3 separate regions of the Homo sapiens genome follow, and all the other regions are linked to region 2. A link is a contact called in ENCODE Hi-C or POLR2A ChIA-PET data. All regions are on one chromosome and are shown on one strand. The core of a region is the stretch at or near the end of the contact, and the rest is flanking DNA. Distances in the headings are between cores, read along the strand shown.

Evidence for each region. A loop is a pair of places that touch in the nucleus more often than their neighbours do. ChIA-PET counts read pairs that join two places held with the same protein, here RNA polymerase II (POLR2A). Pooled maps may share reads with other maps.
Region 1: a loop to region 2 is called in a map of PC-9, with 25 times the contacts of the local background. The contact joins the promoter of GOLGA3 here to the promoter of ZNF26 in region 2. A Hi-C loop is called at or near these places in 4 of 168 maps with a recorded cell type or tissue (PC-9, ascending aorta, naive thymus-derived CD4-positive, alpha-beta T cell and 1 more), 9 of 37 single-sample maps with no recorded cell type and 20 of 50 pooled maps. POLR2A ChIA-PET finds 5 or more read pairs at or near these places in 7 of 52 experiments (CD4-positive, alpha-beta memory T cell, CD8-positive, alpha-beta T cell, HepG2 and 4 more).
Region 3: a loop to region 2 is called in a map of CD8-positive, alpha-beta T cell, with 4 times the contacts of the local background. The contact joins the promoter of ANKLE2 here to the promoter of ZNF26 in region 2. A Hi-C loop is called at or near these places in 2 of 168 maps with a recorded cell type or tissue (CD8-positive, alpha-beta T cell and naive thymus-derived CD4-positive, alpha-beta T cell), 6 of 37 single-sample maps with no recorded cell type and 15 of 50 pooled maps. POLR2A ChIA-PET finds 5 or more read pairs at or near these places in 3 of 52 experiments (MCF 10A, T-cell and activated CD4-positive, alpha-beta T cell).

Annotation. Positions count from the first base shown.
Region 1 is chr12:132,827,604-132,830,303 of GRCh38, reverse strand. It overlaps GOLGA3 (golgin A3), which reads left to right and starts at 1,435. Exons shown (of 24, transcript NM_001389683.1): 1 at 1,435-1,501. RefSeq lists silencers at 918-1,127, 1,498-1,557, 2,058-2,157 and an enhancer at 1,208-1,347.
Region 2 is chr12:132,985,041-132,987,740 of GRCh38, reverse strand. ZNF26 (zinc finger protein 26) reads right to left here and starts at 1,374. Exons shown (of 4, transcript NM_019591.4): 1 at 868-1,374. The coding sequence starts at 900. RefSeq lists enhancers at 754-803, 529-1,028, 1,284-1,753.
Region 3 is chr12:132,760,523-132,763,222 of GRCh38, reverse strand. ANKLE2 (ankyrin repeat and LEM domain containing 2) reads left to right here and starts at 1,391. Exons shown (of 13, transcript NM_015114.3): 1 at 1,391-1,605. The coding sequence starts at 1,425. RefSeq lists enhancers at 723-822, 1,177-2,045 and silencers at 973-1,262, 1,353-1,942.

The DNA of each region.
Region 1 (2,700 bases), core at 186-2,685, 160 kb after region 2:
CCAGGCTGGTGGCACGATCTCCGCTCACTGCAACCTCTCCGCCTCCTGGATTCAAGCGATTCTCCTCCAGCCTCCTGAGTAGCTGGGATTACAGGCACATGCCACCATGCCCGGCTAATTATTATATTTTTAGTAGAGATGGGTTTCACCATTTGGCCTGGCTGGTCTCAAACTCCTGACCTCAGGTAATCCGCCCACCTTGGCCTCCCAAAGTGTTGGGATTACAGGCGTGAGCCACCGCATCCGGTGAAAAGTTTCTAATTTTTTCATGAAGTTTACTCTATCAACTTCTTTTGTGAATTGTGTTTTTTTGGTCAGATCTAAGAACTCTTCCCCAAGCTCTAGATGTGAGAAATTCTGTTTTCTTCTAAAAGTTGTATATTTTACGCCTCAGTCTGATCATTTTGTGTTAGAATTTGCATTTGCAGATAACATGATGGCCCATGTAAAAAATACAAGGATTTTACAACAACAACCGCAAAACACCAAATGAACCCTCAAACTAATGAGTTCAGCGAGGTCTCAGGATAAGAAAATCAACATAGAATTCATCACATTTGTGTAGACCAACAGTGAACACGTGGAAAACGTCAAAAACGCAGTGTTACAGTTGTTTGATGTGAAATACTATAAACTTAAAAGGTGCAGAATCTGTATGCTGAAATTACAAAATGCTGGTGGAAGAAATCAAAAGACCGAAATAAATGGAGGGGCCACCAGGGACGCAGATGAAGGACCGAGTCAGCGATGCCCGTGCTCCCCAAACGATCTGCAGCAGTTCCCATCAAAATCCCAGAAAACTTCGTAGACTGAAGCGTATTCCAAAATCCGCAGAGATGAGCGCAACATCACAGAGGACCCCGAGGCGCCCTCCAGGCCATTTCCTTCCTGACAGCTGGAAGAGCGGCCTGGCGGATGAGGGAAGGTGGAAAGCCGTTCCCCAGCGGCCAGCGGCCCGCGCCGTCCAGCTTTGCCCTTTTTAAAGGGGAAGCAAATAGGGTCCAAAGCAGCGTCGCCTTTGATCTGGCACCTGAAGCGCGAAGGGCGCCGGCCGGGTGGAGGTGCGGGGTTGGGGCGGGGACCCGACTAGGGCGGGCGGGGAAGTCACGCCCACACCGAGCTCGGCCGCGCCCATGCCGAGCCCCGGCCACGCCACTTCCGCCGGAAGCTCGGTTCAGCTTCCTGAAAGAGTTGGTCCTGCAGTTCCGGAAGTTGCGTTTCTACTAGGGAAAGGTCCGCAAACTCTTAAGGTCACTTTCTGAAGGCGGCCTCATCACAGTCGGAGGTGAGCTCGATCCGGACCCTGTGGGCAGAGGGTCCCCGGCCCTAGGGTGGCCACTTGAAGAAGAGGAGGACGTTCTCTGTTCCGGAACGAAAGTAGCGCGTGCAGGCTGTTTCCGGGGACCCGAGGCCGATGCACCGCTCGCCCCGCCCCTCTCACGGCCACGTCTCCGCCGGAGCATCCGGGCCGGGCGGCCTCCGGGGCTGCCAGAGCAGCAGGGTGAGGGGCTCGGAGGCCGCGGCGCCTCGGGGCTCGGGCTCCCGCTCCCGCTCCCGCTCCCGCAGTGCATGGGCGGGGGAGGCTCGAGGGGCGGCGGCGGGGCCTGGGCGCGTCCCTGCAGCGTGGCGGGACGGCCCCGTTCCAGTCACCCCCGCCTCGCTGCGGTGGCCTCGGGCCTGGGCGCCCGCCTTCAGCTGCGGCGGAGCTGGCTCTGTAAATGCCGGTGCCCGCGAGCCCTCCTGAATGCTTGTCTGCGCCCGACGAGCGCGGCCTGTCCCGAAGCTGTCCACTGCCACCACTCGGGCAGTGCTTGCTTTAGCCTGGCCCTTTGCAGCTGAAAGGCGTGACATGGTGTCGGGTGGTTCGTGGGAAGTCGGGGTTTCAGGAGTCCGTGTACTTCCTTGTTTGTCTTTGTCGCTGGCCGACTTGTCTTCATTCCAGGTGGCCAGAGCGAGTGGGGCCGGGCGTTGTCACGGGTATGAACCCGACGAATGTCAGTCGTGTGGCGGGTCCTGGGTATTGTGGGTCTGGGTCACTGCCCCCGCGGAGCCCACCTAGGACAGGGACACCCAGGGTCGCCAGCGAGAGGGTACCGGGCGGTGGTTGGGTGGGGTCCGCTACTCTAAGTGGGAGCCTGGGGGGCGGGCGACTTCCGTGCTAAGGCCTCTATGACGAGAAGCAAGCCAGGCAAAATTGTGAGAAAAGCGCGCCTCAGGCAGAAAGTTTGAAGACCCTGAGGGCGGAGGATGTGGCCACAGTGTAATGGCAAAGGGGGAAAGCGATGGCGGTAAGGATGTTGGTGTAGGCAGGTGCTGGATTCTTAAGAGGTTGGAGTTTATTGTCACTGGGCCAGTGTAAGCCATTTACAGATGACTCATGGATTTTTTTTTTTTTTTTAAGAGACTGGGTGTGTTGCTGTATTGCCCAGGCTGGTGTGGAACTCCTGGCCTCAAGCGATCCTCCCACCCCAGCCTCCCAAAGTGCTGGTGTTACAGGTGTGAGCAGCCACACCCGTCGTCGTGGATTATTTTGAACTGTCTTTTAAACGACATCAACATAGCGCTTTATAACCCTTTAATATCTTTTCAGGCAGTATACCTTAAATGGCAAGAAGGAAATAAATCATCTGACATCACTCAGATTGAAGAGGAGCTTTTTTTCCCCCGATTGCCTTAAGAAGTAGCATACTTTCCCAAGTG
Region 2 (2,700 bases), core at 125-2,624:
CACACTCTGAGCTTCCACGAATACAATAAGGTGTCTTTATGTATTTCCAGTTTAGACCTCCCATGTGAGTTACAGGCTGAAATACAGGCATTGGATATTCAACACCTGCGAAAGTCATTCCCAGGGTCCCTCTTCCAATAGCATTCCTAGTCTCCGGCTGTATAGCTCAATGGTAGAGCACCACATCCGGCAACGTCGTCAACACCACTCACCGAGGGCAAAGGATTTGGCAATCAAATCACTTGTAAAGACTCCCCTCTGGTTCACTCCATCAATAATTCATAAAGTCCCGATGATCCACTGGCCCGCCCCTTACCTTTCGGACTCTCGAGCTCCGCTCCTAGCCTTTTCTCCCTATTCATTCACCTGTAATTGCGTCCATAGTTCACTAGACTACCCTCTCCACCAAACCAAAGCTCCTCTAAAATTAGGAACATACATAATTTATCTCTGCATTGCCAGCACCAGCCTTAGAGTCCAGCAGACAAAAGGACACTCCATAAACAAGCATTTGGCCAAACGAAAAAGGAGGAACTGATCATTTCTCCAGCTAAGTTCTAAGGGTCTCCATAAGACAACTTTGTGTAGAAAACATGAAATGATGGAGGATCCTCAGACTTCAGGGCCCGCAGCTGGCCATGAAGTGCAGTATAACTGCCCGTCACAGAATACCACAGGCACGTTTCTGCAGGGCCAGAGCTTGGGCGAGCTTCAGAGGCGCTTTGGTTTGGTGGGGAGGGTAGTCTAGTAAACTACGCACACAATTACAGCTGAATGTGAGTTCAGTTCCCGGAGTAACCCTGAAGAGATTAACGTGGCCACCCTCAGTATCCAGTCGAATTTTAAACACGGAAAGTCTCTACTTACCCAGCACGAAGCTGTCCGGAAACTGGTGGCCATCCCCACGCCCACGTTCGCGCGCTGCCTGCGGGGGCAGGACCCGCGGGCTGCGGAGAGACCGTGAGGGATGCGTCCGCCCGAAGACAGGTGCGGGACCAGGGCCCCAGGCTCCTGACCGTCCCGGGGCCGAGTCGTTGGCAGGGACGCCGGCTCCTCAGCTCTCGCCCAACACAGACCGCGCGTGACTAGACAACCTCCCGGTCTGGGTACCAGGAGTCGCACGGATGGATTTGTGCCTTTCCGTGGCCCTGACTCGGGAGAGCAGGAGGCTGATCTGGCCCCGTCCACGCCCCGGACCGACGGAAGTGTTTAGCTGGTCAAGTCTCTGGTCTGCCCAGGATAATCCGAGCCGCTTAGCTCCGCGCCTCCGCGGCCACAGAGACTCAGCCAGGTACACCCGCTGGCCAGATTCCGGTCCACTGAGTCTAAGCCGGAAACAGCCCTGCACGCGCGCACCCGACTAAGGCCGGGAGTGCGGCGCATGCGGAAGTGCGTCCTGCGTCGATGCGCCAGGACGCGAAGGCGCCGGAAAAACTACATCTCCCACAATCCTCGGAGAAGGCTCCCTCGTTACAGGCCTGGCTTCCAGCTGCCGCGGATCTAGAGAGGGGCACAGCCTGACGGGAAAGGAAGGCTGGGAGGGGGCTCCGCCAGCGGCACCTGGTTCACCCTCCCACGGCTGCGCCAGGTTCAGTACCATCCTCGGAGCCTGGACGCCCAGTTTCCCAGGGCCTGTAGAACTGACTCAGAGTCCGACCCCAGCAGAGACGCAGGCGTGCTGAGGTTTTGATATCAAACAAGATAGGGTTCAGACCAGAAGGCACAGCAAAAAAGGACGCTTTGTAAAGCTAAAAGCTGCAGTTCATAGGGTTAAATAACAGTTTTGAATATCAGTGCACCAAATAATACAGTAACCAACTTCATAAAGGAGAAACTATAGTAGATGTGAAAAACAAATAAATAGAACCACACCAGTAATGAAACTGCCTTTGCAAAAATTATATCAGTGAGAAAATTATAGCAGTGGGGGAGGTCTAATCTAACCAAACCCCCAACTCTGCGCGCCTTTGGCTGTCAAGATGCCTTCATTATTCCTGGGCTTAGGCCAAGCTAACTTTGGAAGACATTTAGGTTATAGTTCAAATGATAGCCCTTTTCCAAAACCCAACTGCCTTTGTAAAACCTATGAGAGACCACCAAGCTAGCGGGAGGAGAGGAGCCTGAATTCTGCTAAGATGTGGATTGGTCACAAGACACGCAACTTCCCCAGTTACTCCTACAGATAACACCACTATTGTAGATTGGCCTTTTGAGATTTAAAAATGTGCAAAATGGCCAGGCACGATGGCTCACGTCTGTAATCCCAGCATTTTGGAGGGCTGAGGTGGGTGGATCGCATGAGCCCAGGAGTTGGAGACTAGCCTGGGCAACATGGTGAAACCTCGTCTCTACAAAACATATCAAAAGTAAGCCGGATGTGGTGGCATGCATCTGTAGTCTCAGCTACTTGGGGGGCTAAGGCAGCAGAATTGCTTGAGCCCGTGAGGTGGAGGTTGCAGTGAGCCGAGATTGCACCATTGCACTCCAGCCTCGATGACAGGAGTGAAACCCTGTCTCAAAAAAAAAAAAAAAAAAAAAGTGCCAAACATCTGAATAGACATTTCTCAAAAGAAGACATACAAATGGCAAACAGGTATATGAAAAGGTACACAATATAATTGATCATCAGAGAAATGCAAATCAAAACTACAACGAGATATTATCTCACCCCAGTTAAAATGGCTTTTATCCAAAAGACAA
Region 3 (2,700 bases), core at 142-2,641, 220 kb after region 2:
CCATTTCATCCATCTTCAAAATTACTGACCCTTTCTTCTGTAGTGCCCAACCAACCATTAGTACCATCCAATGATATTTTTTAAGAGATGGGGTCTTGCTATGTTGGTCAGGCTGGCGTGCAGTGGCTATTCACAGGCGAGATCACGCTCATGGCAGCCTCGAACTCCCGGACTGAAACTACCATCACCCCTCACGCTCCAGAGTTGCTGAGACTACAGACCTGAGCCACCTCGCTCAGATCAATTATGTTTTTAACCAAGGATATCAATTATATTTTTCAGGTCTTTCATTTTCATTTAATAATATCTAAATTAGGCGGGGCGCGGTGGCTCACGCCTGTAATCCCAGCACTTTGGGAGGCCGAGGCTGGTGGATCACTTGACATCAAGAATTCGAGACCAGTCTGGCCAACATGAGGAAACCCCGTCTCTACTAAACATGCAAAAATTAGCCAGGCGTGGTGGTGGGCACCTGTAATCCCAGCTACTTGGGAGGCTGAGGCAGGAGAATCGCTTGAGCCCAGGAGGCGGAGGCTGCAGTGAGCCGAGATCGCGCCACTGCACTTCAGCCTGGGCGACAGAGCAAGACACCGCATCAAAAAATAAATAAAACATCTAAATTACATACAGTAAAATCCTCCTTCCCTTTTTCGAGACAGGGTCTCACTATTAGGTTGGTGCAAAAGTAATTGCGGCTTTTACCATGACTTTCAAAATATTTGCCCGGGCTGGTCTCGAGCTCCCGGGCCGTGGGGATCCTCCCGCCTCGCCTCCCAAGGCGCTGGGACTCCGGACGCAGCCGCCGCGCCCGGCAAAATCCGCGCTTTCAACTGCGCGTCAGGGCCCCTTGGTGAAGGAGCGGGAAGCTCCGCCGGTCTCCATAGCGCCGGCGGCCTGTTCTGCGGGTTCGCGGGGGAGTGAGAGGCGCTTCCTCACTCCTGCTCCAGGACGGGACGACGGCCGCAAACAGTACTCGGGCTCGGAGCACACGAACCCGGAGGCCGCTTCGTTCTCGGAGACGCACAGCGCCCCACGGACGCCAGGCCGGGGCCGGGAGGCGCGAAGAAGCGCCGCCCCGCGCCCGGCCCCGCCCTGGTGGCCTCCCCGGGCCCCAGCCCCGGCCCCCGCCAGCACATTGCGCTCCCCGCGCCTCGCCGGTCCCAGGACCCCGCGTCGGGCTGCCCGCGCCCCGCCTGCCGCGCCCGCCCGTCCGCTCGCCCGTTCCCGCCCGCTTGGGTCCCAGGGCCGGGGCCGCGCCCTCGCCGGGCCTCCGCGAGCGGGGCCGCCGTCCGTGTCCCCCGCGCCGCCCCGGCCGCCTCGAGCGCGGCGCCGTCAGGCAGGGCGCGGGCAGCCCGGCGCGGGGTCCTGGGACGGGCGCGGCGCGGGGCGCGGGCTTCTCGGCGGCTGCGGCCCGGGCGGCGGCGATGCTGTGGCCGCGGCTGGCGGCGGCCGAGTGGGCGGCGCTGGCCTGGGAGCTGCTGGGCGCCTCGGTGCTGCTGATCGCTGTGCGGTGGCTGGTGCGGCGGCTGGGCCCGCGGCCGGGAGGTCTGGGCCGCAGCGGGACCCCAGTTCCTCCGCCAAGCGCGGCCGCCGCCCCCGCCTCAGGTAAGGCCCAGGCGGTCGCTGGGTCCCCGCACCCTGGCCCCTTCCCCGCCCCGACGCCCTCCTCGGGCCTGGGGTCCCGGCCGCGCCCCTGGAGCCGGCAGCAGTTGGGCGAGGCGGCCGGGGAAACCAGGGCCGGTCGGGAAAGGCCATTCCGGCCGCGGAAAGGGCAGTTGCGGGGACTTGGCTTCCCGGGCCGGGGGCGGAGGGGCCACGCCGGGTTCGGGGGTGAGAGCTTTCCCGGGCCCTGGAGCAGCCTCCGGGGAAGGCGGCGGGGGCCCGGCGAGGCGTTAGCGGAGACTCTTGCTGCGGTCTCTCGAGACCTGGGGAGGGATGGCCCAAAGGAGGGCGGCGCGGGGAGGAAACCCCTGGGTCCCGGATGTGTTTGGAACGTGAAGCCATTGCGGTTACTGGTCATGGAACATAAGGCAGAGACGGAAAAGGCAAATGTAACTCAGGGGTTTGGGGCCAGAGGAAGAGGGAGAAGGTGGCCATTTATTGCTTTGCGGTAGACTGTCGGGTCTGGGTGATGTGGAGATCAGAGGTGGGTTTTGGTCGTTTTAAGTTTGAGGTAACTGATACAGTGAACTGTGTATTTCAGCTCCATCCCCTTTTCCTGGCATACAACTCTTGAAATCCCGGGAACCTCCAAAGTGATGTCTTTTGTAGGCTGAGTGGACTGGTGGCCGGCAGCCCCTAGGGAGCTTCTGGATGGGGCTGGTCGCAGGAAAGACCAAGGCAGGGTTAGAGGTTCTGGGGACTTTCAGCCCCACCCCCAACCTCTGGGGAGGAGAGAGGGGTGAAGGTTGCGTTGATCACCAGTGGCTGATGAATCACGCCTGTGAAATGAAGTTCCTGTAAAAACCCAAAAGGGCTGGGTTCAGGGAGCTTCCAGATAGTACGTGGGGGTTCCTGGAGGCGGTGCCCAGAGAGGCCCTGAATTTCCAAGCGCTTCCCCCCGGTTTTACGTCACGCATCTCTTCACCTGTATTCTTTGTAATCCTTTATACTCTGCTGGTAAGTGTAAGTAAAACATGTCTGTGAGTTCGGGAGCCACTCTAGCAAATTACCGCAACCTGAGGAGGTCACCGGGTTACG